Regions from separate parts of the Mus musculus genome. Here region 2 is linked to region 1. A link is a loop called in an ENCODE intact Hi-C map of the cell type or tissue named here. Cell type or tissue: left cerebral cortex. All regions are shown on one strand. Each heading gives the region's core, and the rest is flanking DNA. Links, peaks and the distances in the headings are about the cores only. Region 1 overlaps Gm30052 (predicted gene, 30052). Region 2 holds the start of Adamts18 (a disintegrin-like and metallopeptidase (reprolysin type) with thrombospondin type 1 motif, 18).

Region 1 (15,865 bases), core at 3,450-11,449:
GACATAGGTCACCAGCAGCTCCGAGAATGCCCAGAATTGCCTTTAAAAGGCCCGATTCCATCCCTTTTATGCTATCCCAGCTCTGGCTGGATTTATTTTAAAAATTTCCAGTAGATGATGTGCACGTGGCCTTGCAGAGCACTTAACCAGAAATAAGGAACAGTATTGATCAAGGTCAAGCTCCAGGAAAAGTGATAGCTCAACCCCCTGCATCAGCAGCACCTGGGGGCTGGCTAGGAAGTCAGGAAGCTGGCTCCTATCCCAGACCCACTGAGAGGTACACTCCAGGTGGACACGGTGATCGATCTGAGTTTCACAAGCCCACCGGGTGGCTCTAATGTCCACATTGGCGAACTGAATTGTGGCGGAAAAAGAGCTTCTGGCTTTTCCTGTTCATTTGTATCCTCATGGTACAGGTTTTCAAAAGACGGCTATTGGAGCTAGACATTTCTGACTCAAGCCAGGGACTCTCCTAAGAAAAGTGCAGTTCAAGAGAGTAGGCATGGTGGCACATACATGTAATGTCATCTCCTGGAAAGCTGAGGCAGGAGATTGAAAGCCTGAGTCCATGCTGAGCTATACATAGGGACAGGTTTCCTGTGAGAGGAAGAACTGGCTACTTGGCAGATGACATCTTAGGCCGAGGGCCAGTAAAGAACTGTTCGGAAACACATTCCATAAACATGTCTCAAAAACCAAAGTGAGATCCAAGAAAAATTATTTACATCTAGAATCTTCACCTCAACTGTAAACCAGAGACTGAAATAATAGTTTCAGGAGAGGTATGTGAAATGTCAGTTTCCTTTGCCTCTATTAAAAAGTATTATTTAATGAGCACTGTGTATATAATATACAGTATCTGTAATATAGATTCCATAACCTCCCATTCCCTTCTGCCCCCTAAAAATTTTTTAATGATTGCTGTTACATGTATACACACATTCATGTGTATCTTTGTGTTTATGTATGTATGCATGTACGATGCTGAACATACTCAGTCCATTTAGCATTGCTCATCTGTATTGGACATCATATGTGGAAACTCATCCCTGCCTGGAGGAAACTATCTCTTTCTCTCTGACGTGGTTGACCACCTATGACTCTTCATCTAAGTGTGTGACCATGTGGAATGTCGCCCCCCCCCCCCAATGCACATTGGTATGTCAGCTGGTGTTGTCAGTGTGCAGGTCTCGTTTATGCAAGCACATTGTGAAGGTTTTGCTCATGCATTTTGATCAAAATGCAGAGACTAGAGAACTGTGGGGGTCCCCAAACCCAACTGATACATCTGCAATGCAGACTTTCTCCCCAAAAAGGAATTAAAAAGTACTTTGGTGTGAGTCATGGGCATATCTGTGTCTCAACCTAATCCCAGTTATAAACGTATGCATCTGTCAAATGGGACTCTTTTTCTAAATAAGGTGCTCACTGTGCATCCCTAGTGGGCCTAGAACTTGCTGTGTAGAGCATTCTGGCCTCAAGATCCAGTGGCGTCTGCATGATGGGTGCTGGGATTAAAGGATTAGCTGTTTCACCACACCCCAGCAATATAATTTCTGTGTGCGTAACTTAGATCAGTGTGGGACAAATGTCATGATGCTCTGTGTGGGCCAGATGATACCTAAATCATCTAGGTAGGTTGTTATTCTCCTTTCAAAATGTTAAGAAATAAATCTGCATTTTTGGGCTAAGATGCCTGAAACACAACTTTAAGTTTTGAATATCCCCCTTTATATAAAGCTTTAAGGAAGCAGTTAATTTTTTTAGAATGTAATTTATTTGATTTATTTTCCTTCTATTTATTTTTTGTGCTCTACCTCCAAAGATGATTCACTTTAGGTAGCCATATTTGGCAATAGCATTCTTTTTAATGAATTGTTTTAAAAATGAGTTTCTTGAAAGTAATAATCTAGAATAAAATGAGGGGGGTTAACAAGGACTGATGTGGACGTCAGTATTTCCTGTACTTACGAAGGCTGAATAGAAGCCATAGCCTTAGGTTGTCAAGAGTCATTCAGAAATGAGGATGAGTCTGTGGGAACTGTGAACACAGGTCAGAACTGATCCTATCGTGGGATAAACGTGAATAACTCACACAAGTCTTAAAGACTCACCGTGTGTGATGAAAACATGGGCATTTCTGTGAAGGAGATATAGTGCTTAAATGACATCAAACATTCATTTATTTGTGTATGTGTGTGTTCCTCTATGTGCGTATATGTAGACAGGTGCATGACCCGGGGAAGTCAGAGGTCAGAGGTTGACCTCGATGCTGTTTCTCAGCATGTTGGTCTTTGAAGCTCTTCCTGGGACCTGAGGCTCACCCATTAGGCTAAGCTAGCTGACCAGCAAGCACCAGGGATCCTCTTGCCTTTGCCTTCCTAGAATTAAAATCACCAGCGTATACCATCCTACCTAGCTTTTTATAGGAGTAGTAAACTTGGGTCTTCATGCTTGTATATCAAGACCTCTCCTGCCCGATCCATCTCCCCAGCTTCCCTTTATAACCATATTTAACCATCTGTGTATATACTGTATTTTGGTTTGAGAATGTATGGCCCCCATAGATTCATGTGTTTGAATGCTTGGCTGATAGGGAGTTGCACTATTAGGAGGTATGGCCTTGTTGAAGGAGGTGTGGCCTTGGATGTCAAGTTGGGGGTGGGGATTGAGGTTTCCTGTGTTCAAGCTATGGCCAGTGTGGCACACAGTCTCCCTCTGCCTGTGGATTAAGATGTAGCGCTCTCAGCTCCTCTAGCACCATGCCTGCCTGTATGCCACCATGTTTTCCCCCAATGACAATAATGAACTGAATCTCTGACCTGTAAACCATTCCCAGTTAGATGTTTTTCTTTATAAGAGTTGCTGTGGTCATGGTGTCTCTTCACAGCAATAAAATCCTAACTAAGACACACTGATAGAATTCTAATATTCGGGATGAAGACACTGTATACTGCTGGTTTATCTCTGCTTGAGCATTTCATAGGATACAGATAGACTCACTCTGAGTTGACTATTCACAAAATGGGCTTCTTTTTCCCATGAGGAAATGGAGGAAATGGAGGTCTGAGAAGGCTAGATACTTCCAGAAGTTCCACAGCTACAATGTCATGAGAGTCTCAATCTATTGATCTTCTCCATTGTTGTGGATTCTTCTGAACCCTGTTTCCATATCTTCATGTGTCATGAACTCAGCAGAAGCCACCAGAGTGCATTCCATCCAGGCGTGCATGCTTTGTATGGCTTCTAGTTGAAGTCACCAGCAGCTAGCCTGGGAGAGTCCATTGCTAATCCAAGTGCCCTCCAACACTCAACAGAAACTGTGTGCTGAGGCACCCACACATTCCTTCCACAATCCCAGCAGGTAGTGGACACTGCACTATGCCATCCCATCCCACTTTTGAAATGCAGTATTATATTGAGCTGGTTTAAAATCCTTTGCTTTTCCTTGGGCAGCTCGCACCCACTGCTGTCTTGGCACCCACTGCTGTCTTGACAGTATAAAGGAAACCTTGAGGTGGGACATAGACCCCATGTCCTTGGCTGAGTTTGGAGAAATCGCATCTTCAAAACGGCCTAGGAGCTTGGGTTGGCTGCTGCCTTCATTGAAGCCTTCCCCCAAGTTCTGCCTTCTTCCTTTTCAGAGGAATTGACCCCAAGATCTTTATGATGGCCAATCTCTACTGGGAGCTTGAGGACAGATTCTAAAGTTGTCATGGAAACAAGCCCCTTAGCAGATCTGTGGAGGATTATCTAAGTGTTTGTGAGTTCCCTGATGGTATACATAGACTGCAGCTGTGTACCGGTGTGAAGGGGTAGTAGGCTGTTCTGGGCATGCTCTGTTTTCTTATATTCTTATACGAAGCACCTAACTGGGGGAGGAGGGATCCAGCTTTTTATGTTCATCTCGATGCCTTCTGTCACAGTACCAACAACCACTCGGTCCCCATTTTTCTTTTTTATAACCGAGAAAACTGAATTCCGGAGAGATTTTTATCTTTTATCTAACACCAGTAACAGAATGGAGAAAGCCAGCGGGATCCACCTGGGTCTAAAAGCTATGCATCCTGTACCATCCCATGGGAGTAGAGGATGATCTTTAACTGATTTCAATTGTTTATAAACCTCTAGGCTTTGGATGATTGCTTTGGATCAGAGCAAAATTGGGAAACAGTTATGAGAATGGGCTAGAGCTAGCCACGCTGTGAAACTAGCCAGGAGATGGAGCATGGCTGGCAGGGTTTAGCAAACTCTACAGCATCCATTTCAACTTCCAAGATGGGTCGGTGGCTTTGTGACATGAATGACTTTTAAGACACCAAAGGCTCTCTTCCAGAAGGTCCCACAAATGACTGTCTTTCCATTGGCCTTCCTGCTTGGCTGGTGTAGAGCTGCATTTGAGTGGATTTCTGGAAGCTTGGCCTTTCAAGAGGCCACAAGGTTCTCCTGTCTGTCTTTCTGTCCCAGTTCTCTTGCTTCACGTCGAAAAGGCAGGAATTTACATTTTAATTAAAGTTCCCATTTTACTTAATCACATGACCACCCCCTCCTGCCTGCTGAGTTGGCCTCTCACGCCCACCTTCTGGTCATCTTCCTCTGACTGCCACCATCTTCCCTGACTGTCCTTGCCACGTGTCTGGCTTCTCCAAGCATCTAAGTTCTCACTCTGACTCTAGTCCCATCAAATGTCCATTCATCATCCACAATGTGGTCAGAAATAATTAACTGATACCACTTCATTACACTGACGATTTCCTACGGACCACAAGGTTAAGCCCCAAGTCCTTGTTCCAGGCAACCAGGCCTTCCCACCAGTCTTGTGCAAGCATGCCTTTGTAGTGCTGCCTGTCACCTCCCCCTCGCCACCCCCACTTCTCCCTGCTCACCTGGATCCCAGCCGCCCACCTCCAAATCTCCCAAGGTAAAACGGGTTTTTATTTGTGCTTACTTTGGATAAGGTACTCTGGACATCTTACAATTTATTATTTGTTTGTTTTATTTGAGACAAGGTCTTTCTATATAGCCCTGCCATTTCCCCTTGGGATATCCAGACATCATTGAGCACTGGGCTGGACTGGAAGGAGGGAAACTTAGCTGGGTGGGTGGGTGGATGGGTGGGTGAGTTAGGCAGGATCTTGCCTGGCATGAGTGCGGGGCAGGAGAGAGTTTTTAGGGAGTGGGTAGGGGTTTTGGGGGTGAGTGTACATTGCTGGTGTCAAGATCCTGGGAATGCTTCCTTTGCATGAAGAGGAATTCCAGGAGCTTTCGGGCCATGTCCTTATAGGGAGAGAGGAAGTCTAACCTGTAATCTGCACACCCGGCTACATGACTGCCTCAGGGGTGGCAGAGTTGGCAGCCATAAGGCTATGGTGTACCAGGACACGCAGGCCCGGAGCAGGGTAGAAGCAGTCCTAGTCCTGCTGGTCTCAGGATGAGACTTTTGGCCTTTGGATGACTTTACATATCCCCAGCTAGCCTGGCATGTGTTATTTAGTGCAAGCTGGCCTTGAATTTATAGTAATCCCCCTATTTCAGCCTCTTGAAGTGCTAAGGTATTAGGTGTACCCCTTAATACCTGGCCTCTTACGATTTTTTTAAATCAACACATAAAACTTATACAAATGATGGCATGGCATGGCATGGCACGTGGTGTTTGGATACCTGTATACGCTCTTATGATGTTTAAATTTTGACAAGTGTATCTATCTGTGTCCCCAGTCAGTTCTTCACAGAGAGAAAAAAAAAAAAATCCAAACCCTTTCAGTTTAGCAAACGGCCCTACCAGATTGGCCTGTGGTCATGCCTGTGGAGCAATCTTATGATTAATGACTGCTATGGGAGAGTCCAGTTCACTGTGGGCAGTGCCACACCTGGGCAGGTGGCCTTGAGATGTATAAGAAGCCAAACTAAGCAAGCTCTAAAAAGCAAGCCAGTAAGCAGCGTTCCCCCACAGTTTCTGCATCAGCTTCCCGCCCCCCAGTTCTAGCCTTGAGTTCTTGCCATGATTTCTCTCAGGAACAGAGTTATGGCCTGGGTATTGTAAGACAAAGTAAACTCCCTCCTCCACAAGTTGCTTTTGGTCATGGTGGTTTATCCTGCCAATAGAAATGCTAACTACCGTTATATACTCTAGCATGCATGTCCAATTGCTTTTGCTTTCTCCATTTAAAAATTTTAATTAAAGTATAATTATATTATTTCCTCTCTCTTCTTCTCCCTCATTCCCTGCCATATTTGTCTCCTCTACTTCCTCCCAAATCATGGCCTCTTTTTCAACTGCTGTTACATACATGTGAATATATATATGTGTGTGTGTGTATGTGTGTGTATATGTGTGTGTGTGTATATACACACATATATATGCGTGTGTATATATGTGTATATATATATATATATATATATATATATATATATATATATTTGCTCTAATGTGTAGTAGATAACATGTAAGAAAATAGTTTTTGGTTAAAATTCCCTCTTATCCTTTCTACAGTGACAACATCATTCATAACACTGAGCCTTCATAACTTCCTATATGCCTCAGAAAGGTGTTTCAAAGAACTATGAACAGAAAAGTTACCCGGTATACAGGTGGCAATGTTCTTTGACTTTTCCTGGGGGCACATAGACAAACATCTCCTCATTCGGGATAGAACGATGTCAGTAGACGAGACTACACCCAAGCCCACTGGAGTAAAGTAGTGCATTTACTAGGTTCACTTAGCAAGCAGGGGGCGGGGGGGGCCTTAAGGCAGCTGCATCATTGAAAAGCCTGCCCTAGCATGGGTGAAAGATGCTCCCCAGAGCTGTACAGCTTTAAGACAGCTCTCAAGTGGAGTCTCCTCTCCCCTGCAGTTGTTACTGCTGCTATAACCATGAGAAGGACTTGTGACTGGTTTTCTGAGGAAAGAGCTGCTCCCTTGCTGGAAGGAAACTCTGTGGCCATTAGAAGCTCACCTTCCAGACTGGTTTGGAGATATGGGTCACATAGACCCATCCCTGGAGGTTTCCAGTCTGCAACATCAAACACCCTGGATGTTCCTAAGGGTAACTGTACCCAGCAGATGGCAGCTTCTGTCCAGAGATGCACCAACTCCCTCTAAATAACACAGGATGGCACGCACTATGCTGAGAGAACAGCAGAGGGCACCAAGACTCCACTGTTGGGTGTAGAAGAGCTGTTTTAGCAGGTCTTGTGTTATCCTTGTGTTTGTGGCTTTCAACAGCAGAGTTACTATTCCACATGTGCGTGCTAAAAGTTGCCAAGGGGTGGGGGTTGGGGGTGGGGCAGCAGAGAGACAGACACAGAGACAGGGAGAGAGACAGAGACACCATACATCGAAAGCTTTTGCATTAAATACTTGTTTCTATCTAAAATTCGTTTCATTTTTAATTGTGTGCCTAGGTCTACGCTTGGGTACGTGCACATAAGTACAGGTGTTTGTGGAGGACAGAAGAGAACATTAGACACCTAGAAGTGGAGGTATAGACATTTACAAACTTCCTGCTATGGCTGCTGGGAACCAAACTTGGGCCTTCTGCAGGAACAGTACACACCCTTAGTGAGCAACTCAGCTCCCCAAGCTGTGAGCACTGAGGGTAAAAGTTGAGCCAGCGTTGTCTCCATAGGAACCAAGAAACAATGAACTAGGACCAATCCCATGCGGCCTTCCTCTGTTCCTGCTACCATGGCTACTGATATTGCATCAAATGAGCTTGCATTGATCCAAGTTGATGTAGGTATATCAATTGAGACCATCAGGAATATATCTTCAGCTCCTCACACTTTGATAAGTTGAGTTTTGATGTTATCTCTTAGGCACGTTTGTTTGTTGTTTGGTTGGTTGGTTTGTTTTAAATAAAACTATACACAGAACAGAACAGAAGATTCAGTCTTCGAGCTGAGCTGGGGGCTTGGTGTGTTTGCATAGCAGGTGTGAGTCCCTGGGTTGGATCCCCAGCATCATAAAACATCAAAAAAAAATCTAATCTCCCATTTGCCTGGTACCCAAGCCCATATTTGTTCTATAACTCTAGCTTCCCTTACAACATGAGAGAATGTTCAGTTATCTGAAAGGAATTTAGTGTCGCTTGTAATGTGTTTTTCTTTTCTAAAAACCTTTCCCAAGTGCTGAACAAAAATTTTTATACTAAAGGCAAGTTCTAGTAAAGTCGAATGAAATGTGGAATTCCGGCTAGATGAAATTCTCAGGAGCCTTGCATAGCACAGTTTAAAAAGAAAACAATGTATAAAAGGCTCAGTTATTTACATTTTAAAGCACAGAGAAATAAATTGGCTGTGGTTGTTGCTTACAGTGTTAACACATCCTCAGGTTGAGGTGAGATGGCAGTGGATGTAAGTCTCTTCTTCATGCAGGCTGTTGCTGGCGACAAGGCCCGTGTAAATTGGCAAAATGAAGCTACTTAGTAAGTCAGTGTGAGTTCCACATGGCCTTAATCAAGGCGTCGGGTTCTAAGCTGCCGATGCGATCTGCTCCGCAGTGGTCAGACCACTGTTAGTGCTAAGCTTCAGTTGCAGTCTTTTGGAAATTTGTTTTGGCAATGGGAAATGTGTCAGAAGAGCAGCAGGCTGAGGCTCTGGGGCCTCCTGAGCTGGTGGAACATAAGACTGCAGCTGTTCTCAACACTGTAGGCAGCGGAGGGGTGATTGCTGGGGGGGGGGGGGGATGGCACCTTGCACCCCCTACTCCAATACGCAGGGGAAGGTTTGATCCGATACAGACCTATGTACACAGAGGCAGAGCAGATCCAATATGTCAACGGTTCTCAACGTGGTAGATCATGACCCCCAAGGTGTGTGTGTGGGGGTCACACATCAGATACCCTGCATATCAGATATCATCATTACGATTTGTAACAGTAGCAAGATTACAGTTATAAATTAGCAATGGGATCGTTTTAGAGTTGTGTGGGGGGGAGTCATCACAGCGTGGGGATGCAGCGTTAGGGAGATTGAGGACCACTCACTGCCTTACATCCATAGTAGGAGCCCATCATCAAACTGGTGTCCTGACAAGAGGATTGGGGGAGCCTTGGCGGGCTGATAGCCAGCACAGCTAACAGGGAATCTTTCACCATTGGCCTGCGCTGAGCTGCATTCTGGGAACACAGTAATGGTCATGATGGACACCGGCCCCCGCTTTACCACACATTTGGTCTGGTGAGGAGAGCTGACAGTATGGCCTCCGGGTGGGAGACACATGGCATGTTACAGAGGAATGGGAACAAAACAGGGAGGGGGGCCGTGAGAAAGCGCTTTCACAGGGATGAGGGGTGGGGGTGAGGAGTGTGTGTGTGGGGAGCTGAGAATGGTGGAGGAGGGGGCAAGGGGTTGGGAGGGGGAGGGAGCCAGAGACGATTCCCAGAGGAACGGTGTCCAATTTGAGGCCTGAATGGTGTTAAGAAGGGAAAATTCCTCAGACCAATTAAATTTAGTGGAGTTTATTTGAACAAAACAAAACAAGAGTAATGGACGAACTATGCGGCTCCTGGAACTAAAAGACAGCATTGCAAATTCCCACCAAAGCACGGCCTGAGCCCCGAACTGGGAACAGCTTAATTAAGTAAGTGGTTTCAGAGCAGCCTGCAATTAACCAAAGCTCAGCTACTGTCATTAAAGTGTGCATTGCTTTGGTCTGGTGAAGACGGCAGAGGAGCCTTGTCCACTCCAATGGCTGCCTGCAAACTCTAACAGTCGTCAGTGGGAATTAGTAGGACGAGGAGCACAGGGGTGAAAGGATTTTCTCATGGGAACCGTTTGCCATCTCAAGCACAAAAGTACCCGAGAATGGCCATATATCTGTAAACTTTACCGCACGCCCAGGAAATCTGTGGCTTACCTAACAAGAGGTCAGAGTTGCTGTGGGGAGCCATGATGGTATTAGCTCAAGATTCCCAGCCTGGAATGGGCTCAGCCAGGTGTCTCTCCTCTTGAGCTGTCTACTGTCACCTATAAAGTGGTTCTTCTGTGTGTGGGTGGTCCAGGTGGCCTCTGGTTTCTGGTAGCTAGGGCAGGAATCCTTTGGTACTTCAGCCTTAAAATGGGGTAGACAGAACTTCTTTATACTGCGGTCACACTCCAGCAGTTCAAGAGGCCAAAGGAGGCGGGGAGGGGTGCTTGAAGACTTTTGGGGAACCTGGTTGTAGAAACAGTTTCCAGGGTTCAAGGCAGGTCTGAACAATGATGAAATCAACTCCATCTTCCAATGATAGGTGCTGTAACATCTTGTGGCCATCTCATTTAAATTGCTACTTTTTTTTTTTCTTAAACAAGCTCTCCCCTCCCCCATTATAGTCAACTCAAAGTGACTTCAAGAAGCGAGGTTTTGAGGGATAAAGGGTTGAGAGGGTTGAAGGAGAGGAAGTGGGAGAACATAGCTGTCTACTCAGAGACGTACTCAAAATGTGGTACCAGAGAATCAGGGAAGGAATCACAGGAGAAGGCATGTCAGGGAAGAACTCTCTTAAAGCTAGACCACTCTGTGCCCGCCGGCATACTTGGCTGACTCAGAGGTCTGCATTATGCTTATACGTGGATCATGAAGGGCTTTGGATGGCGGATGCGAGTCCAGTATGACAATATTTACAGTACAATTTAGACGGTGGGGTTTGTCTTTGCACATCTGAAGCATCCTTACTTGGATCCTCCAGGGAGTAAATCCAGACTTTCTTCATTCCCGGGAATTTGGTCACCAGCATGACTATGGTACTTACTGGGTCCTGGGTCCTATCATCTCTGAATCTCTGAATGGGAGTAAAGGGAAGATTCTGCTTGCAAAACTGACCATCTGCAAAGATTGAATTTGGTTCCCTTCGTGAGCACTGAGATGAGCGACCGCAAGAATCATTATGACGGATCTCAGTACTTGACTCATTGCGTGGACTTGAACCCGAGAAGGCAGAACCTTTCAAAGCCCTCTCTGGCTGTCCCTGCCAGCTCGGTTGCCATGGAAGTTTTTCCCTCCTCTTAATCGCCAACAATTAGGCAAAGGATGTTTTACTTCTGAAGAGATGAGAAGGGGAAAAAAAAAAAATCAATGTTTTGGCAAAGTCAAGGATGGAGGTCGTTCGGCTGGCCCAAGGTCATTTGATAGCCAGATGATCTAAGCAGTTGGGATGGGACAGCAAGTGCTCCTTACAGTTTTAGTTGCTCAGTGGTTAGGGATGAAACAGGGTTTGAAAAGGAAGGTACAGACTCCCTCAAGCAAGCCCTTCTGTTTTCTTTCTTTCTTTTTTCCTCCCTTTCTTTCTTTCCTTCCTTCCTTCCTTCCTTCCTTCCTTCCTTCTTACTTTTTTTCTTTTTTTTCTCTTTGGTTTTTCAAGACAGGGTTTCTCTATATAGTCCTGACTATCCTGGAACTCACTTTGTAGACCAGGCTGGCCTCGAACTCAGAAATTCGCCTGCCTCTGCCTCCCAAGTACTGGGATTAAAGGCATGTGTCACTACTGCCTGGCTTCTCTCTTTCTCTCTCTTTCTCTCTCTCTCTCTTCCCTCCTTCCTTCCTTCCTTTTTCTTCCCCCTTTCTTTCTTCCTTTCTTCTTCCTTCCTTCCTTCCTTCCTTCCTTCCTTCCTTCCTTCCTTCCTTCCTTTCTCTCTCTCTTCCCTCCTTCCTTCCTTCCTTTTTCTTCCCCCTTCCTTCCTTCCTTCCTTCCTTCCTTCCTTCCTTCCTTCTTCTCTCTCTTTCTCTCTCTCTCTCTCTCTCTCCCTCTCTCTCTCTCTCTCTCTCTCTCTGAAGCTGGCAAGCCCCTAGCCTTACGCTCAGTCTCTTTAGAAAATCAAGTAAAGGCATATCCCCTGGGCAAGGATGGGTACAAGTGCCTCCTGCTTCCTAAGTGCACCCCTTTGTTTTATGCTTTCCTCCCCCACACCACCCCGAAACTGAGGAAGCAACAGCAGAACACAGATCAAGAATTTAAGCAGTTCTTAAAAGTTCTTAAGACAAGACAGGGAGTTTATGTCATTCGCTCAGCCTTAATGTTGGCAGGAGGTACTCTTTTGTTTAGCTTTGAGGAAAAGCGCAGGCTCTCAGAGGTGGGTAGGAGTAAGGACTTGTTGACTCAAAGCATTTCTGCTAGATTAGCCTGGACTCTGCAGAATGACATAGCCCTCAGATCCAGGTTGCCTGTGTTTTGGTAAGATAGGAAGGGGGCGGGGGTGGGGTGGGGGAATCCCCTTTGGGACAGACAGGCCTGGGGCTAATTATACCACAGGGTGAATTCATCACTAAATCTTTCACTAACAAAGACAAATTACCTCATACCTTTTACAAGACCCTAAAAAATTAGGTGAGTGAATCTGCTGTCCAGCCAGCGCATGAACCCAGACAGCAGATGGCACCCCTCCAAGACAAGACTCCTTCCTCGAAGCAGGTTTGCATAGACCAAGATGAAACAGGCAACCAGTATCATCACCTGGCTTATGAGATCTTTCACAGACCACAGTCTTCTTTGATCTCCACTGTAGTCAGTTTTGAGAGCGGTGTTGTTATTACCTGCATTCGTGAACGAGGAGACTGTGGCCCGGACAGAGAGAGCCCCATACTAGAGCCAAACTAGTTTGGGTTTAGAGGACAAACGGGCCTTCGTTCTAGATTCACGCCTGCCGCTCTGCAGTATAAGATCTCTTGGGTTTTGAATATGAGATTCTGTCCCTTCATCTTCCAGGGATGGTAATCCTCAACTCAGCGGCTCCTGACAGCAGAGGAGAACTCTCTCACACTTAAGTGCATTGATGTATCATGCTGCCTCCAACGTGCTATTTTATCCATTGGGATTACTCGTGATCAAACTCCTATCTGCTTAAGTTAATAGATGAAAGATCTAGGTTAGTCTTTCTGGGCCATGTTTTCTTATCGATAAAATATCACCAATCAGAACAGCCGCCCCAAGTAGTAATAGGTCACTGACATAGCTGATATTGATTAAAGCCAGCAATTAGCACAGAAATGGTGATGGTGATGCTCACGATGATGATGTTGGTGATGCTAACACCTTGACTCTTGTAACAGGTGCAGCTGAAGTCCAGTACCGTGGACCCATACTTGCAAGGGTTTTTCTATTGCGAGACAGGAAAGCGAATTAAGGCCAAGGCTGGTAAGCAATTTGAAATCCCAGGAGATGGGGTTCCTGTGATGTCAAGACAGACATTTTTAAAGACAATGGAAGTGTGGGAGGGCTGAGCTAATGCCTTCCAAATGACTGGGATGGGCTCTCTCTCAGGCTTTGAAGGGAAGTCTCTAGGAGAGGTTGGCTTGACTAATGCATGTCCAGTGTGGCTGTGGGATTGTGGGATCCACAGAGCTGCTTGATCAGAGGTGTGAAGATAGTCTGACCTTTGGCTCCAGTTGGACAGTTTCGACAAGGAAAGCACCAAGCTCAGTTATTGATTTTTTTTTTTGTCATAGTAGCTTTTTTTTTTTTTGGAAGAGTAGGCACTAGTTAGCTCCACAGTAGAAAAATAGAACTCCCATGTGGTTTCACGACTTCATTTGCCCCTTTTGTTCTGGCTTCTAAGGTTTGTTTGTTTTATGCTTGTGGCTGAAGTTTTGATTTTGAGACAGGGTCTTGTTGTGTAGTCCTCAGTGGATTGACACTTTTTTATAACTCAGGCTAGCTATAGAAAATGACAATCCTTTGGCCTTAATTTTTTTTCTTCAAAGTTTTTTTTTTCTTGTGAGTGTATGTGTGTGTGTGTGTGTGTGTGTGTGAGTGTGTGTGTGTGTGTGAGTGTGTGTGTGTGAGTGTGTGTGTGTGAGTGTGTGTGTGTGTGTGTGTGTGTAAGGGTAGATATGTAGATATGTATGTAGGTGTCCAGAGAAGCCAGGAGGAGGCATCGGATACCATGGGAGAAGTAGTTACATACATGTGTGAGCCTTCAGATGTGAGTTTTGACATCTGAACTTTGACATCTGAACTTTGACCTCTGAACTTTGACATCTGAACTTTGGTCCTCTGACAGACCGGTGAGGCAGCTCTGAAGCTCTCATTTGTTTTTTAATTTTTGTTCTTTATCCACCTCTAGACCAAGGAAGTCCTCCATTAAGACCTCATTTTTTTTTTTTTTAAATCTGTAGACATGTAGAAGAGTGTCACCTTGGGTGTCCCACTAGACAATACGCTGCCTTTAGTACCAGCCTGACTGCTTTTTGGCAAGTCGAGGAGAGACACAGCTTTGGGAAGTCTGACAACAAGAGAGAGGAAGGGATCTGGTTTTATGGTTACCATCTGAAGAGTTGAGTCCCGCTTCCACCACCGATGAGTTCTATGAGAAAGGACCAGTCTGGAAAGATCTGAATCTTTTCTTTTCTCCTGGAAACGCTAATGTATATTACAATTATGGCAGTCAAGCCTCTGCTATGTCTTGCCTCAGGGTCCTTTTATATTTGGGTAACACCAGCCTTTTCCATTTCACCATCGGCTCTCTTTCCTTCTGTATCAGGAACCCTCCTTCCCATGAATCATTCCTCGGAACAAGCTGATCTCCTGAGGGTCTTTTCTTTTTTTTCTTTTTTCTTTTTTTTTGCGGGGGGGGGGCGGTTTCGAGACAGGGTTTCTCTGTGTAGCCCTGGCTGTCCTGGAACTCACTCTGTAGACCAGGCTGGCCGCGAACTCAGAAATCCGCCTGCCTCTGCCTCCCGAGTGCTGGGATTAAAGGCGTGCGCCACCACGCCCCCGGCTTACTGAGGGTCTTTTCAACTGCGATGTCGTTCTTTCTACTCCATCTAGTGTTTCCTTAGTTAACTCTAGCATCGGGTTCGAGAAAAAGATGTGGTTGCTGACAGTGGCTGCCTCATTAGTACGAACAAGACCAACCAGCCGATGGAGGGTTACCCAGAGCCCTGTGGGGAAGACACACACGATTCGGTGTGTGTGCTATGATGACCTTAGCATGAAATCTAAAGCTGTGCTTTCTCGATTCATTCCTGATCCCAGTGCTGTTCCCACCCCCGATCCCCTGGGCAGCCTGTTCGTTAGAATCCTATCCTATTTTTCTCACCCAAATAGAAATAAAAACTTGGAACCAGAAGCTTTTCATTGCCTCTGAGTAGCTGAGCCAAGCGAGAGCAGTGGCCTGGAAACCGGAGAGTCTGGCCTCACATTCTGCCTGTGCTGTGAACTTGACCTTGATTTGCTGAGAATCACCTGTCCCACCAAGCCCTGCACATTCCTATCTTCATCTAGAGAGCAAAGGAGTCAGAGCCGCGTGGGCTGCCGGGTTCTCACCCAGCATGGCATGTGGTTTTGTTCTAGATAAATGGCACACAAACCCTGCTTTGACTCCAAAGCAGTCCCACCATTTGTCACCGACTGACTACCCTGTAGTAGCTGTCTGGGTCCTATATGGTTTGCATTAAGGACTTCACCCCGACAAACACTAGCAGGGCATGAGAACTGCTCAGACCCATCTGGCTCTGTAAATGGGGCTGGATCTAAGCCCATGAGTGGCATTGCCCACAGTGATGTCACCCTCAATTTTTTTTTACGGGGGGTGGGGGAGGGGCGGGGGAGGGAAATACTCTCTTCAATTATTGGGACAGCCTGTGGCCACTAGATCAGTGGCCTGGATTGTAGGGATTTGGCTGCTTGCTTGCTTTCTCTCTCTCTCTCTCTCTCTCTCTCTCTTTCTTTCTTTCTCTTTCTTTCGTTCTTTCTTTTATTCTATAATAAAAGAAATGTCATTGACACAAACTCTAATTCAAGTTATGTGGAGGATTTTATTTAAATCCACAAAGTCAATGAGAACCAGACCTGGGCCTGCAAATAAAGCCAGACACAATGGTACCCAGGATCAACCTCAATTCTGAGGTTAAAGATTGTTCTTTCTTTTGTGGCTCTGTCAGACCCT
Region 2 (15,865 bases), core at 3,194-11,193, 180 kb after region 1:
TGCTTAATGGCTTTATTATGACAGGCAGGCAATACAGAGGGAGGCTGGGCCCTTCCGACTCTCATGGGAGACTCCTCAGGCTTATCTTAGCTACTCTAGAGTCCTACTCAACCCCCCACTGCCCCGCAAGAGCTTTGGTCTTTGGAAAAAAGAATTTTTTCTTTTAATTTGGTTTGGCCTTTTGCTCGGAGCATTGATAAAAGCAAATAATTCTATTCACAAATCATGTCTTAGGAGAACACAGAGGAGAAAAGCCAAGAAAATAAAAGGGTCTTTTTACCCTTGATGAATTGAATAATAGCCTAAGAAAAACATCTTTGATTTGGGTCAGCCTGTATTTAAGAAACATGCAAATACAACCCAGTCTAATCTGTAATTTCACATGATCCTCTCAAGTGACCATGAAGTTCCAAGTGGGTAGATGTAATTCAACAACCCCTGCTAGCCAGCAAGGCCCTGCAAAACAGCAGAAACACCGGCTAGGGGCATTTAACTTCAGCCCTTTTATGAATGGAAATCGGCTTTCTAAAGATAACTTGGCAGGCAGTGACTAGCAATAAGACAACTCGGTGACAGCTTTCGGAGTTATAAAATACTTTTGAAAAGGAGGCATCAAAGCTTTCAGCCGCTTATTCATATCCAAGCGCTTCAAAAGCTCCTTGCAGGGACCAAGGTTCTCCTGAGAATGGTCACTGTAGCAGTCCCAGGCTGCAAAGGCCACCCCTGAAGAAAAGACACATGTGACATCAGGGCAGCTGTCCATGGAGCAGACAAAGGAAAGAGAAGCCAAAGGAAGCAAGCGACAAAGTTGGATGGCGCACAGGGGATCCAGGCTGGAAGAGATCCTTGAGGCAGCCTTGGTTGTTGTAACCACTCTGCTGGAGCCTGGAATACAGTTGGGAGTGGAGACCATGAGCCAACACCAGACAGAAGATTCAGCAACAAATGGCAAAGCAGCCTTCCCTTGTGGTCAGCTAGACTCTGCAGAGATTATCAAAAGTCAGCAGACCCGTCCGTGCACTGTAGAGCTAGCTGAACAGACACACGAGGTCAGTGTGTGTGTGTGTGTGTGTGTGTGTGTGTGTGTGTGTGTTTTCACTTACTAGACATGTAAAGAACAGAGCCTAGTCTAGACTGAGTTCATTAAGCAAAAGTCTATTATCTCCAAGTAGAATAAACACATTGCCATCAGAGGTCAGGTACAAAGAAAAGGCATATTATCTTAGGCCTAGCAATTGTTCTTCTGCAATTATATTTCAGTCAGAAGTACAATTTTAAATCAGATATATTGGTCAGGCCAGTACCGATTTCATCATTTAGAGATTCAAAATGCATGTTAAGTGTGTTTAAAGATATGGAATGGCCAGGGGGCATAGCTTACTTGATAGAATTCTTAGCTCACACAAAGTCCTGGGTTCAATCCTTAGTACCACAGAAAACCAGATGTGGTGGCACACCTCCGGAGATATAGACAAGAGGACCAGAACTTCAAGGTCAGCCTCAGTTACATAGGAAGTCTGGGCACAGGCACATGGCACTCACTGGTTCTCACACAGCAGAAATGGCCTGGGATGTAGATCTTTTGATAGAGTGCCGGGCTAGCACTCACAGAGTCGAGCTTAATCGCCAACACTACATAAAACCAGACAGAAGTGAAGCTGAAGCCATCCCAGCACTCAAGAACTAGAGGCAACGTTATCAGAACTTCCAGGCCTTCCTCAGCTCCGTGAGGCATCTGCGGATAGCCTGGGTGCCTACCTTTCTTTAAGCCTAGTGACCATGAAGCTCTTGTCCCTAGAGGTGATTTTCATGCAGAACTGGACAAAAATTTCAGTACAAAATTGGGGGAAAGGCACAGTTTCCATGGCTGTCTTGTCTAGATGAAACTGCAGAGGGGGAAAAAATACCCATGACAAAACGCGTTGGAGAAAAGTCTAGATTTAAACAGAATTAGACATCTGTCAGTGATGTAGGACTCTCTGACTCACGGACATGCTGGTACACACTGCAGGGCTGAGGGGTGCTGTCTGGTACCACCTTGCCCAGCCTCTCCCTTTTCTGAAGCTATAGCTTGTGGGCTCTTTGTTCCTGAGCTCTGATGAGCCACAGCTTAGTGACGAGTTAAGATGGGAATTTCTACATCTAAGAGCCTGTTGCTGTTTCTCCTCCAGGTGTGTCTAATCCACAGTCCGGGGGCTATAGGTAGCTGAGCAGAGCTATGAACCCTAAGCTTACCTTAAAAAAAAAAAAAAAAAAAAAAAAGGTTGTTTTGTGAGTGTGTGTGAGTGTGTGTGTGTGAGTGGTGTGTGTGTGTGTGTGTGTGTGTGTGTGTGTGTGTGTGTGTGTGTGTAAAACTGGATTACATGGCAAAGCATGGGCTTTGTAGATGAATGATGTCCTGTTACAGATTCAAAACATTAGACATTAGCCTGGAGAGATGGCTTAGCAACATGCGACTGTTAAGAACTGAAATGTAAATGAAGTAAATACCTAATAAAAATTGGAAAAAAAATTGGAAAAAAAAAAAGAATACTTGCTAGTATTGTAGAAGACTTTGCTTTGGTTCCTAACACCCAAGTGATAGCTCATGACTGCCTGTGACTCCTGTTCTAAGAGATCCAACAGGCTCTACTGGCCAACTTGGACACCATACTCACACAGGTACTAACTCAATACACACAAAATAAAAATAAATCTTGTTTTTAATAAAAAGGCTAGACATGCCTAACAGGGTGTGTTAATGGCGTCAGTGTCCTCCTCGTTCACACCTTTACCGGATGTGCTCAGAAAAGTATCTGCTATGAGAGAAGCAATAATCCCCCATTGGATGAAGGAACCAAGGTGGCTTCCCCATTCATTCCCAAACAAAAGTGTTCACAGTTTACTAGTTCCCAAATACTAAAACACAGCAAAATTATTCAGAAAACATATACATGCCTGGGCCCAAATTCCAGTTTTATGGAAAGGGGTCCAAATTTTTAGCACATAAGACAAAGCTAACCAAGTGGGTCATACTCTACAGTCACTTATATATATATTTTTTTTAAGGATCCTGAAGGTGGAATGTTTTAAAACATTAAAACCTTCGAAGAAAGGCAAAGACTGACACAAAATAGAATTAAGGAACACGGGTGAGATCCCAGAGCTGGTTATAGTGTGACAGCAAAGTGAGTTCTTCCAGCAGCCTGGGCTTGCTGGTAGTCATGATCTTCCTCGGCACTGGAGAGGGCAGATAGAGGAGGCTTCATAGAGGAGAAAGGACAGATATGGCAGGCAGCAAATGACTCGCTTACTATGTAACCCCATGATTCTGTGACAAAGGCTGCAATTCCAATACACTCACCGAGTTTAAGGTCACTGGGCAAAATGGGCAGTGGTGACCCAGAACAGTCCTTTGGTATTAAAAGCCAAGAGTGGCATGCACAGTTAATGGCAGGCAAGATTCATTTGCTCCCGTTCTGGAAATGATTGCAAGTAAGGAATGACCGACCCATTGAACTCCTAAAAGTGAGTTCTGTGTCAGCTTGGGATGGTAAGTGTACATTCAAAAAAAAAAAAAAGTATTAGAAATATTTTAAACACCGGGTAATTTCGAACTGTTCAGGGAAATCCCCTGCTAGAAAACATTCCAGCTGGAGTGTGCACGCCTACCTCCCTGCCTACAAGAAAAATACGTGTATTTCACAACTATGACTTTACTGCTCTTCAGATTTTCTTCTGAGGCTTCTCTAGTAGGCTAGGTAGGAGCGGGCTGCTCTGATGGCATTTTGCCAGATCATTTAAAGGTGCCTGATTGCTTCCCTAATACCTTCTGTGACTCACAGAGAGATGGCTACCCCATCTAAAGCAATCCCGAAGGCAATGGTCTGGCCCCACTCTTAAAGAAATCCCAAGATAGAAACTTTACGTGAAGATATCTCATCTCACAGTGCCATCCGCGTCTTGTTAGTGTCTGCATTCATGGATGAAGAACAACATGTATCTTCTTTCTGGCACGTCAACATTTTGAGGAGTCACTCTGATAAGTGACACCAGTCCATTGGCTGAACTTTTGGAACATCTATAATGTTCTGAATCCATCACTGTAACTCTCAGTTAACCTTAGGGGGGTTATGAGGCTCCCTCTTGATAATATGACACTATTATCAAGGTGTTCTGCTTAGAAGCCTTGTTTCTATTGCCTGAGAAAGAAGCACACACTGCTCTTTAAGTTGCAAAGACATATTCTGTATCTTGTCTGTATATAGTAGAGATATGATTAAAGAAGGCACATGAATGTCCAATAAGCTTGGAAGTAGTACTTCACCCCCCCCCCCATTAACCATCAGGAAGATGTAGGCCACAGTGTGGTACCCAATTCACATCTGTAAAATGAGTGCTATGGAAAAGGCAGATAGCATCAAGTGTTGGTGAGAAGAGGGAGTGTCCAGAGCGCTCGCACATACTATTGGTTGAAGTGCACACTGGTGTAGCCATTTTGGACACCTGATTCACAGCATCTGCCAAAGCTTGACCTATGCCTACCCCAGGAGCACAGCGACTTGACTCTTAAGCACATACCCAGGGGCGTGAGAACACAAGAACAACAAACAATTATACAAACAAAACCATCCTGGGATCCTCATACTTAAGCAACAATTTTCAATAAGCATAAATAAACCACAAATTCCATTAGGGCAATGGTGGACAGGAAGGAAGGAACAACTGAGTGCCCTTCTTGGGGCATTAATAATGTCTGTTTAATCTAGGCTCATATATATGGGCATGGACTTTGTGAACATTAATCAAGTTATACCATTACTTTTTTTACATCTTCCTGTATGTGCATTTTAACGTTTATATGCAGATATTACCCTTCAACACAAGGTTACAAAATTAATATGGATCAGGGTTACCACTTGCTAGTGAGAGTTCCATTCTCTCTTACTTTGCTTCTTACTGGTCTGCTGTGTTTCCTAGGTGTTTTATGGAGGAATGGGAAAAGGATAGTAGCAAACTCAGGACAAATAAGTTTGGTTCTTCTCTACCTCTTAACAAATAGACTCTATGGAGGTGACCAAATTAGATCACTAGAGTCAGATGTCTGGAAATTGTAAAAATCTTAGAGGTCATCTCACACCACTCAAGAGAGCAAAGCAAGGCCCAGTGATGTCTCGATAACTAAGTACGTACACCGGCTTGTTGCAGAGAAGGGACAACCTGTGCCTTCCACAAGGCAGACCCTGGGTCAATTATTTCTGGAGAAATTTTAACCTTTTCATTCTTCTGCCTTAGATGGTAATTTGTCCTTAGTTCAAAAATGAACCTCTTCCCTAGAAAAGATAACCTGATATCTACTCTGGAATTAGCAAATCCGACTTCCTACCCCTCCCAAGGAGCAGAATTCCTGAGTGTTGAACACGGAGAGGCTACATTTTGTAAGAATGAGAAGACATAGAGACTTGGAAGCCTGGGATGAGATCTCCCCGGTTACTTCTACTTTTAGTACATTTAACACTTCTATCTATTTTGTATACCTTATGTATGTGTGTGGGTTTGAGTGTGCCACAGCATGCATGCAGAGGTCAGAGGAGCTAGCTCTTTCCTCCCACCATGTGTGTCCCAGGGGATTGAGCCTAAGTCAATGGGGCTTGAGAGCAAGCATCCTTACCTACTGAGCTAACTCATCAGCAATAGTCCTGGTTTTAGGGATGAGAAAACTAAGGCACACGCAGAACCCTACTAGCTGGTACTGGTTTGATAATGAGAATCAGGGTCTGCAACTGTTCATTGTGAGTGTTTGGAATGAGATGGTTTAAGGCTCTGTGGTGGAGGGAGTAACCCTGGAAGACTTTTGGAAATTGGAATAGGCAGAGGGTGGGAAACACAAGGAGGAAAGCCAAAACCCAGCAGAAGACTCAACACACACACACACACACACACACACACACACAACCACACACAGACACACAGACACAAACAAAGGATGAACACTAAGATATGTCCATGCATGTGCGTGTACATGTGTGTGTAAGCATGTCATAACACCCAGGGAATCTTTGAGACAGTCATCATTCAATTGAATTGAGATTAGCTGGGTATTGCTAACTCGTTTTATTTTGTCATTTAAACACGCTAAAGAATACCATGGCTGTGGTTAGGGTTTTGGCTGGATTTCAGGGCAATATGTGAGGAATAAAAAAGTTGTAACTAAAAAAAAAAAAAAAAAAAAAAAAAAAAAAACTTAACCCTTGAGAATATGGGAACCTTCATTTACACCAACCCACCCCCGAAGCCACCCCTCTCGCTTAGCCAAGCTGTATCCCATGTGTACATCCCCAGCTAATTCCCAATTGGGCTCTCTCAAATTTTCTTCCTTCCGCCCATGCCACAGCATGATCATCACGTGTCTCCAATCCCAACTCTGCTGTCAGTCTGAGACATTTCTCCATTGCAACATGAAATGAGAGCCTAGGATGTCATTTACTGCCTTGTCTACTTGATTGGATTCTGAATATCATTTACGTGGATATTCTCAGCCTGGTGTTTGACACAGAAAGACTATATGGAAAGGAAATCAGGCTCGAGTCCCAAGGGCTTTTAAACTTCTTGCCTCCAAGGGTGCCATGCTTCACCCTGCCAGTACCACACATCCTCTCCTATTTTAAGAGGATTCCTTCTGTAACTACTACACCACCAACAGAATTTCAAAACAAAAACAAAGAAAAACCCCTCCCCTTAATTCCATCATGTTGAAGGTAGGCTAACTCTGGCTGCTGAACACAATTCTAGATTAAAATGCAGTTTTCCCCTTTCAAAGCAACAGAGATGCATGTAGCCGGTTAGATTTGTAGAATGCCTGGTCTCCCAAGACGTTGCAAAGCGAATGGCATCCATCAAATTAATTTCCTTGGGGATCGTCTCAAACATGGGGAATGAAAGGGCCCAGGCCATTAAACATCAAAAGAATGTTCTAAATGCTCATTAAAGTTCTATTATATTTTCTTTGCTTTTCATTTTTCTTTCTTTTTTCTGCTCCCAGAGACCAGATTAGATTAATTCAATTAATCTAATTTATAATTATCTGTAATATTATACGTATCAGAGCTGACAGTGTGAATGTGTGGAGTTGGCTAGAGGGAGCTTAATGCGCTGGACATCTGTTCATTCAAGTTATACAAAACACGAAAGAACGAGTTCCATTAGAGCAGGGCAGACTCACCAAGCCGGCACACGTAGACACAGCCACAGAGGACGAGCTGTCATTTCTGATAAATCCCTGATACAAACACTGCGGTACCTCAGGCTCCCGAGTCTCTGAAGCACCGTCCTTTCCAAGTACTTGGACTCTAAAGTGACTGCTCAAGATCGCCGAGGGCTTAAGCTCTAAATGTAGATCCTGTCCAAATGCTGAAACTCGGTAGTGCAGGGAGTTGCTGGCACCGTGTGCCGATCGCCTTTTCCTGTGGTGCAAAATGTCGTGTGAAATATATGACCCGCCCGAGTCCACTTCTACTGGCACGACAAAGACGTAATCTGTAATGGGAAAACAAAAAATTAGCTGTCAGCACCCAGAGCCCAAGATGCCAAAAGGGCCACTTTCCAGCAGCTTGCCCCGAAGCTCACAAAAAACCTTGTTCCATGCACCTAACAGTGAAGAGAATTCAGAGAGGCTGGCTCACTGCATTCTGAGCCATCGGGCTCTGCCAGCTTATGCTATAGCTGGGATTGGGGCTCAGGGGCCCAGAACTTGCCTAGCATTAAAAAATAAATAAACCCTACAAAAACCAAAAGCTAAGTGCAACTTTGATAAATCTCAAAGATATTTGGGTGAAGGGTCAATTCTCAGTCTGAAAGGAAATACAGGGGCTCTTCATATATTAGCCATATGTAATCATATGTAACTTATTATTGTTGATAAAAAAAATCAGTATAAAGGATGGATTTGATTGATAGCCTTGTTTAGGTCCAACTTAGAAACTTTCCTGATGGAGTTTAAATTGTGAATGACTCATAAAATATGCTGTTTCTGATTATCCCCTTGGCTCATTAACAAGGGGCACCCAGCTACTCACGCCAGCATTTGGATCTCCCTTAGTGTTTCAAGAAGCCTCCACCGGGGACTCTCCTGTTTAATCCCAGGCCTAAAATACAACCTCGGCAAAAAACATGCCTCCAAACCATCAGAAGCATCCAGATAGAGGCTGATGTTTGGAACTGCTCAGACTTGTTGGAGGGGGCGTGGCAGATCAGGGACACCTGGAAAGGCATGTTTAAAAATGCCTTCCCCCTGGCTCCCCTGAACAGCACTAATTGCTGTGTGATCTGGGGGTGTGTACAGGGGCGGGGTGGGGGGGTTAGGGGAAGCTGGGCAGCGAGGAAACAATTTGCTATAGGAAAGAGCAAAGTCAGTATGCTGCTTTCTTTCACAAAACATTGGAATTGAAAAGCATCGTCCCAGAAGATGATGTGGAGCATGCCCAGTGTGAATTAAAAAAAAAAAAAAAAAAAAAAAAAAAAAAAAACTTCCACTTTCTAGGCACAGAATGGGAAACTAATTTGTAAAGTGTTTAGAAAGATTCCGAACAACTAAGAGGCATGTTTGAGTCACTTGGGTCCTTGGCTTGCAGAAGAGAAAGGGGGGGGAGGGGGATTCCCTTCCTTGAACAGTCAACAACAATGAAATAAAAACAGAAGATGCTAAGGAATCAGGGAGTCTCGGGTGTGTAGAGATCGATACACAATACACAATTCTAATTGGGCTTAATTAGTAAAGACACCCAACAGGACCATTTGTGACTTTTAAGGTGTGGCCAGCTCTTTTATGGTTCTTTCATTTTCTCCTTCTCTCCTTGAAACTAGAAACACCCTATCATTGACATATTCTTCAGAAAATAAAAGGAAAAAATGTGTTTCCCTTCTCTTTCCCTTAAAACTGAGCAGCACACATCTTAGTTCTCAAAAATTTCTGATATGTTGTTCTGCAGGTATGTAGCTTTTGATTAAAGCCGTCTTTCTTTCCTCGCTTTTTTTTTTAAAAAGGGAAAACCCATTTTCTCTATCTACCAGTCATACCTAACTACATAATAACCTTTTCCAACATATGTGCGGTTTCTACAGTGTGTGTTTCCGGTTTCTACAGTGTGTGTTTCTTACCTCCTTGTGCACGGCCATCTGAGATTGCACCTGCTCTTACTTGGAAGACCATGTAGGCGTGTTAGCCAATCATCTAGACCCCTCACCCCCTACCTACCCCAGACACCTGCTACAAGTTTGTTTCCAAGAGAGGAACATACAGGCTGTTGGTTACATTCAGTCCTGTCTTGGAGAGGGAGCACCGAGAGGTTGGGGGGTGGGGGTGGGGGAACCAATGTGCTGTGCTCTGCTAGCTACTTATGGTCCTTTCAGGGGCTGGGAAATATAGCTTAGTAAGCAGAGTTCTTGTCAGACATGCATGAGGCCCTGGGTTCAATCCTCATCACTACATAAACCAGGTGTGTTGGGCATGCAATAAGGAGGTGGACCCTAAGGCCAAGGTCATCTTTTCCAAAGCTAGATTACATGAGACTCTGCCTCCAAAAACAAAATACAGAAGTACTTTCGGGCCACGCCTGGGACAGAAGAGCTCCCCAGCCATTAGATCCTGGTGGAACAGGAAGGAAGTTTTAGAAACTATAGACTCTGGCTGGTCCAGTTCATTTCTGGGTCTCCTATTCTCCAAACATCCAATCTCTGGAAGCTTTTACACATAATTCTAGTGGCTTTCAGTCCCAGAGTCAGCCCTTGCACCAGGACAAGAGGACTCAATTCTACAAAGATGAAAAATTTAGAATCCCCAGAAAGCCATGGTGGCCTGTAAGGTCTTGCTAAAGAGCCCTGGGCAAACATCAATTGTCCTCTTGCTGCTAGTGGGAGACACTGAGAACAAGGGTTTTTCTCTCTCTATGAGTTCTGTGGAGTTAATAAATGAGAAAACCGAAGCGTGTGCTAGATCTTTGAAGCTGGAAGACAGAAAAAAAAAGGGGGGGGACTTAAAGCACCTTGCGACAGGGTGTTCCCCCAAAAGAAGACATCTTTTGGGCATCCGTGAGGCGATGTCACTGAAGAGAGAGTATTCAGTGGGAAACCAGCAGTAAGGAAAACACGGGTGGAGTGGGGGAGGGGAGACACTCACCCCTCTCAGCCTCAATCTGTGGCTTTCCCAGCGGAGGAAGGAAACGAAGGAGCCTTTTATCAATTCCCCACCCGGTGCCCACTTCCTCTCTAATTTCTTACTTAAGTTCGGATTTATTTTTCTTAACAAGCCATCTGTGAAAGAGGGAAATTATTTTCTCATCTCTGTGACTCGTAGCTTGAGGCACTGATTTTCTGATAAGCTCACAGGACCTTGCTGCGCTTCCCTCTTTCTAACCAGGGAGCCTTTTGCTCAGACAGCACACACCTGCCAGGTTAGGAGATGCTCCTTAACCTACCACATCTCACGCTAACACAAAGGGGACCAAAGTGCAAGGGGAAACCCTTGTGGGATGGTGGAGTACCCAGAGAGAGGGTAAATACGAACCATCATTTAATCCGCTGCCACCGCTGCTGCCGCTGTCACTGGCTAAGGCGACGGCCACCGAAGCACAGCAGAAGCAGCACAGCTGGAGTGCCTGCAAGAAAGAAAAGGGTGACACCGCCGCGTGAGCAGCGTCGCGGGGCGGGCGCCTCCCTCGTCCCCGCTGTGCGGCGCGCCCCTCGGTGGTGGCACCTGCCTTGGCCAGACGCCCCAGTCCCGCGGGCCCCCACGGCGGCCCGGGACCTGCGGCCCGGAGGGCGCACAAGCACAGGAGGGCGCACTCCATGGTCAGGTGCGGACGCGGTGACTGTGGCAGGCGCGCATTGTCCCCCGCGGGCAGCGGAGCCCCAGGTGTGGCGCCAGGTGCGAGTGGCCGCCGCCGCTCACATGGCAGCACGAGAGCCTGCGAGCCTCCTCCCTGCTCTAGCCTCGCGGGCCTGAGGTGCTTCGGGGTGTAGGGAGCTCTGCCAGAGCCCGGTCTGCAGCGCCTGTGGCTATGAAACTCTGTTGGTGATGCTCGCGGGTCTGGGCGCTTGTCGGTATCAGAGTGATTGTGTGCGGCTCGCACAGAGCAGCCAGCTGGCTCCCCCAGCGCGCTAGAGCCGAGCGCCCGCCTCTCCTCCGCTCCGTGATTGGCGACCGGAGGTTTCCCCGGGTTCGTCCGAGCTCCTGTGCAGTAAAGGGCGTGGGATTTCTAGGCCTGGGCTCCGAGGGAGGGAACAGAGGGGGCGGGGAGGCCGGGTGGGAGTCAAGGGGAGGGAGGGACGGACACACCGCCAGGAGAGGGAGGGCAGCTCTCAGGGTCCGCCTTGGGATCCTAGCTCAGGCGCACAGAGAGATGAGCCTGGACGCTGGAGGCGCAGGTAAGAGGCGTTACTTTCAGACGTGTCTTCTGGTGACAGGGTGAAGAAACCCAAGGCTTGCTGGAAACTTTCTGCAGCTCTCTTTCTTGTGCCACATCCTTGCCCCTGCCCTGACCAGGTGGGAACCCTGAACCTTTGATGAAAAGATGTACGACCTGAAGCTCTTGCGAACTCAAGATCTCCCTGCTGCCCAGAATCCCACCAGCAACTATCCCATCCAGAGCAGTTGAAGAATAGACAGTGGGCAGTGAATAAGTAGTCACTGTCTCCGGTGTGTGAACCCTCCCCCACACCCCTTCTCTGAGATGGTTTTTTCCATGCTTTCTTTTTAACAAGTTGAATCTTGTCCCCAGACACCCAAACCCCTTTGTATTAGTCCTAAGAAACAGCTTTGTGGTGGGCATGCGGTACCTCCTATTCTGTATGGCTAGCCATTTCCTCAATGCATTTAATTGATTCTTATGATCTCTACAGTTTGTAGTGAGGAAGAAAATATAGCCTTTCATAGGCCAGAGGAACAAGACCTTCATTGGGTAGCTGAGCCACAGTAAAACAGTAATAGAAATCTGTGATTGCAAGTATCTGTAAGGATCACAAAGGGGCTCTTAAGCCAGAAAGGTTGAAGTTGTGAGAGAGGAGGGAGGGAGGCAGGGAGAAAACTTGTCAGACATGAGACATCTCTTATAGATGCCACTGGGGAAGGGGGAAGCCCCCAAATTAGGTCTACATGAAGAGCTTGAAGTAGGAAAGGGTGTTGTTGTTGTTGTTGGTGGTGGTGGTGGTGGTGTTTGTTGTCATGGCTATGAAGGAAGTGTTAAACAGGTCAGAAACAAAACCATGTAGTGGCTAGGTGAGAAAGGTATTGGCAGGAGACAAATCTCCTGCAGGTATGGTGGATGCAGGAAAGCAATTAGATTTCAGTGAATGTGTGTTGTGTGTAGGTAGGGAATATATCAGCTCCAAAAATCAGCCAAAAGGAAGCTTGTTGATTATGTAGACAGGTCAGGGGTACCGAGGCAAGTCATGGAGGAGAAAGTTACGCTACTATTGCCAGCATTAGAGTGTGCCATGATAGATCTTACACCCAAGCGTGGTAACAGGAGACAGCCCTGCTCAGTTCCCTGAATACCAGCTAAATGAGGTCCATGCCAGTCTTAGAAGTGATTGCTCAGTATACACAGCCTTGTTCACTGATGCAACAGTGAGTGGATGCTAAACGTGGGCTGTAGAGGCAGAATGTGGCACATGTCTGCTGGAAGGGTAAGGCGTGGCTTCAAAGTGAGAAACATCTGGTTCTGTAACCACTGGGGTTTCCCAGGGCCCCTGTCCTACAAAATGTTAAACAGGAACCATCATGATAGATCTAAAGGTTATTGTAAGAACTAAGTCTATTTTTCTATGCATTTCATAAGTAGGCTTTGAAAGTACGAACGGAGGGAATTTCTTTGTATAATATGTTAAGCGAAACTTACATGTGCATCATGCCTGCAATGCTGAACCAGGATCCATTGAGTCTAGGATCCAGACATGAGCATCCGGCAGATTATGACATGGGGTGACTTAACGCCTTGGGTAGCTTCACGGAAGAACTGGATACTAAAGGAAATTAGACATCAAAGACATGCAGTAAAAATTTACCCCACCATGTGACTAACCAACAGGCTAAACAGGAAAGAAGGACTGTTGTCAAGGATGCTGCCAATCACAGCACCAAGGAAACTCAAAAGGAAACTGGAGGGGCGAAGGGTCTACCCACAATCAGCGCATAATAACTGTGTCCTTGGCTAATGTTCTTCCACAGACTAAGATGAGTTTGCAACAAGAATTATCCACATCACTCCAGGTCCCCTCAGTGACTAAGTTCAAGGGTAGAATCCAAGGAAACAGCTCTAAATTACATAGTCTATGTTAAGTGTCAGTCTAAGCACTACTACATTTGGACATGGACAACTCTTTGTGATGGGGACTCCCTGTGCATTGTAACCATCCAGTATTTAGCAGTCTCCCTCTGGCTTCACCAACTACATACCAGTACCACTCCAAATCAGCTCCTTTTCTCAGGACTGTGACAAAGTACAAAGTATCCGAGGATAAAGCAACATAAGAGAGGGAGGGTTTGTATTAGCTCATAGTTAGAAGGGATACCTTTCATGCTATCAGGAGAGATAGGCAGCTGGTTACGTTGTGTCCACAGAAAGGAAGCAATACCCATATTGAAGGCACTATCTCCTTTTTTTCAACTTGAGATTCCACCCACATGTGGCCTGATGCCAACCATATTTAGAGTGAGGTTTTCACCTCAACAGTTAGCTCAATCTTCTAGATTGCTAACGGCCACATAGACATGCCCAGAGGCTCACCTCTAGGTGATTCTAGATCCTGCCAAACTGTCCGTCAATATTAATCACCATATATACACAGTTAGGACAGACATCCAGATGTTCCCAGGGTGAAGGTGAGGAAGGTCTTGCCCAGGCGAGGACATAAATGCAAAGTGTCGTTCCTAATCTTAATCGCTTCTCTATCAACATGAAGTCATCGGGTACTCGTCCAATGAGGTCCTTGGCCTCTTAATGTAGGTGGTTCTTCTGCCTCCATGTCTTTCTGGTTGAGACTCATTTCTTGTAACACTGTAAATATAACAGTCAAAATTCCAATTGTTTTCATGTAAAGGTGAAAGTTTCCAGTCTCTCCTGCAGAGTGGATAAACGAACATTTGCAAAGCCCTACCTTCTTGGATGACTTTAGACACTGAATTTCCTAAGAACTGGGCCTGCAATATGTGTGGACTACCTCTAGATGGCGACAGAGAGTCGTCAGCAGAGCATCTAGCCTTGAAGATGGGGATTCTGTAGCATTTCTAGGTCATTTGGAAATATTTTGCAAAGTTTAGGTGATTTTCAAACTATAATCTAAAACACTGTAATAACCATTAAAGTTCATAAGAAGCCAATACATGTTTTTCGGTCTTAGCCCAGAATGTGGCATGCAGATGATATTCAAATATGGAATAAGAGCTAAAAGCAAAGAAATGGAAAACAGAAACATTTGACATACAGAAAAAATATTTAATTTTCTTCCTTATCACCTCTGCTTTAAAATCAATGGTAAAGTCTAGGTGTTGGTTTTATATTTAGTGACATAAACTTACCCTTCTTATTCTGTAAAGCAATATGTCTTTGGTAATATATCTCCTCCCATCCAGGTCAAGAAATACGATAAACCATATTCGCTGTTTATACTGCCCATTATCCCAGATCTATAAAGGTGCATATATCCTTCCCATAGAGCAAACTATTTTCCAGCACACCCTGGTTAGCTTTCTGAGCTAGCCACTTTGTGACTTTCACCTCTCCCATAGGCACAGTGGGGGACACTATTCAGGCCTCTCAAAAGCTGTATCAAATTGTTTGCTAGGTTTTACTGAGCAGGTATGTATCTCGTGGTTCCTCGTCTTTCATCTCTTGAGGAAATTTCCACCAAGTGACAGAAAGGAGAAGCAAAAGCCAGACTTATTTCAGCCGAGCAGCCAAAGGAAAAAGAAGCCCAGACACGGGGCTAGGCAGATGTTTAGTAGAGCCCAGGAGTGGGGGTCTGAGATCAAACTCTGTAAAAAGCTAGGTGAAGTTATATAGTCCTTGTAGTCGTGTGCTCTAAGATGAGAGCTGGAGACAGTAGGCTCTCTCAAAGCACACTAGACAGCTATCCTGGGAGACAGACCTTATCCCAAACAGAAGGTAGGAAGACGGGAAAGATCTGAAGGACATCTGAGGTTGTCCTCCGACTTCTACATGTGTGCTATACATACATGCACCCATAGCCACGAGCATACCACCACATGCCAGTATAAACATAACAATTCTTCCTTCCCCCATAGAAATCCCACCCAGATATGGATGTATCTCCCTGGAGACCTGAGAAGTAGGAATACTTCCTGTTTAGCATCTCAGAAATGAGGCCTAGGTAGCAAGGTTGTCCTCAAAATCGGTGGGGAGGGGAGAGAGTTCCTGACTCTGCCTCCTTTATAACCAAATTATTCTGAAAGACAAGGAACACAAAGGATGAAATTCAAACCGAAGACAGTAGCCTTTTACAACAAATTCATAGCACTATAGCAGACAGAACCTTGGAGGTTAGCATCTAATTTTCTAACTAAAGGTTACCCAAAACAACTGGGCATGGAGGCCTGTAATCCTAGCTACTTGGGAGGCGGACTTGGGGAATTTTGAGTTCAAGGCCAGTCTGGGCAATTTAGTGAGACTTGATCTCAAAATAAACCATAGAAAGAGGGCAGAGGGTGTGGCTTGGCAGTAAAACACTTACCTTACATTCATGATGCTATGAAGTCCATCTCTTCCGCTGTGCCCCACTCTCCAATCAACTCATGATTGAGGAATCCCCAGTGGATTTTTCTCACCTTCAACTTAGCATTACATTTTATTTTCTTGTTCTATAGACACCAAGC

What was found. A loop is a pair of places that touch in the nucleus more often than their neighbours do. Peaks named below come from ENCODE experiments on the same cell type or tissue, not always from the same donor. Only the 100,000 strongest peaks of a DNase experiment are listed, where the experiment ranks them.
Region 2: it touches region 1 in a loop (2.8-fold over the local background); 15 of 42 quality-filtered maps call a loop at or near these places.

What each region holds. Positions count from the first base shown.
Region 1 is chr8:113,657,636-113,673,500 of GRCm38, forward strand. Gm30052 (predicted gene, 30052) reads right to left here. Exons shown (of 3, transcript NR_136914.1): 3 at 10,291-11,023. Among named protein-coding and RNA genes, the nearest start is that of Gm30052, 11 kb to the right of the region's middle. In left cerebral cortex, for the core only: a CTCF peak has its summit at 7,099 (motif pointing right); a DNase peak (open chromatin) is centred at 7,126.
Region 2 is chr8:113,837,654-113,853,518 of GRCm38, forward strand. It overlaps Adamts18 (a disintegrin-like and metallopeptidase (reprolysin type) with thrombospondin type 1 motif, 18), which reads right to left and starts at 11,186. Exons shown (of 23, transcript NM_172466.3): 1 at 10,734-11,186; 2 at 10,541-10,631; 3 at 7,202-7,515. The coding sequence starts at 10,823. In left cerebral cortex, for the core only: no CTCF peak of the experiment used is centred there; DNase peaks (open chromatin) are centred at 7,369, 10,584 and 11,101; H3K4me3 peaks cover 1,328 bases; H3K27ac peaks cover 229 bases.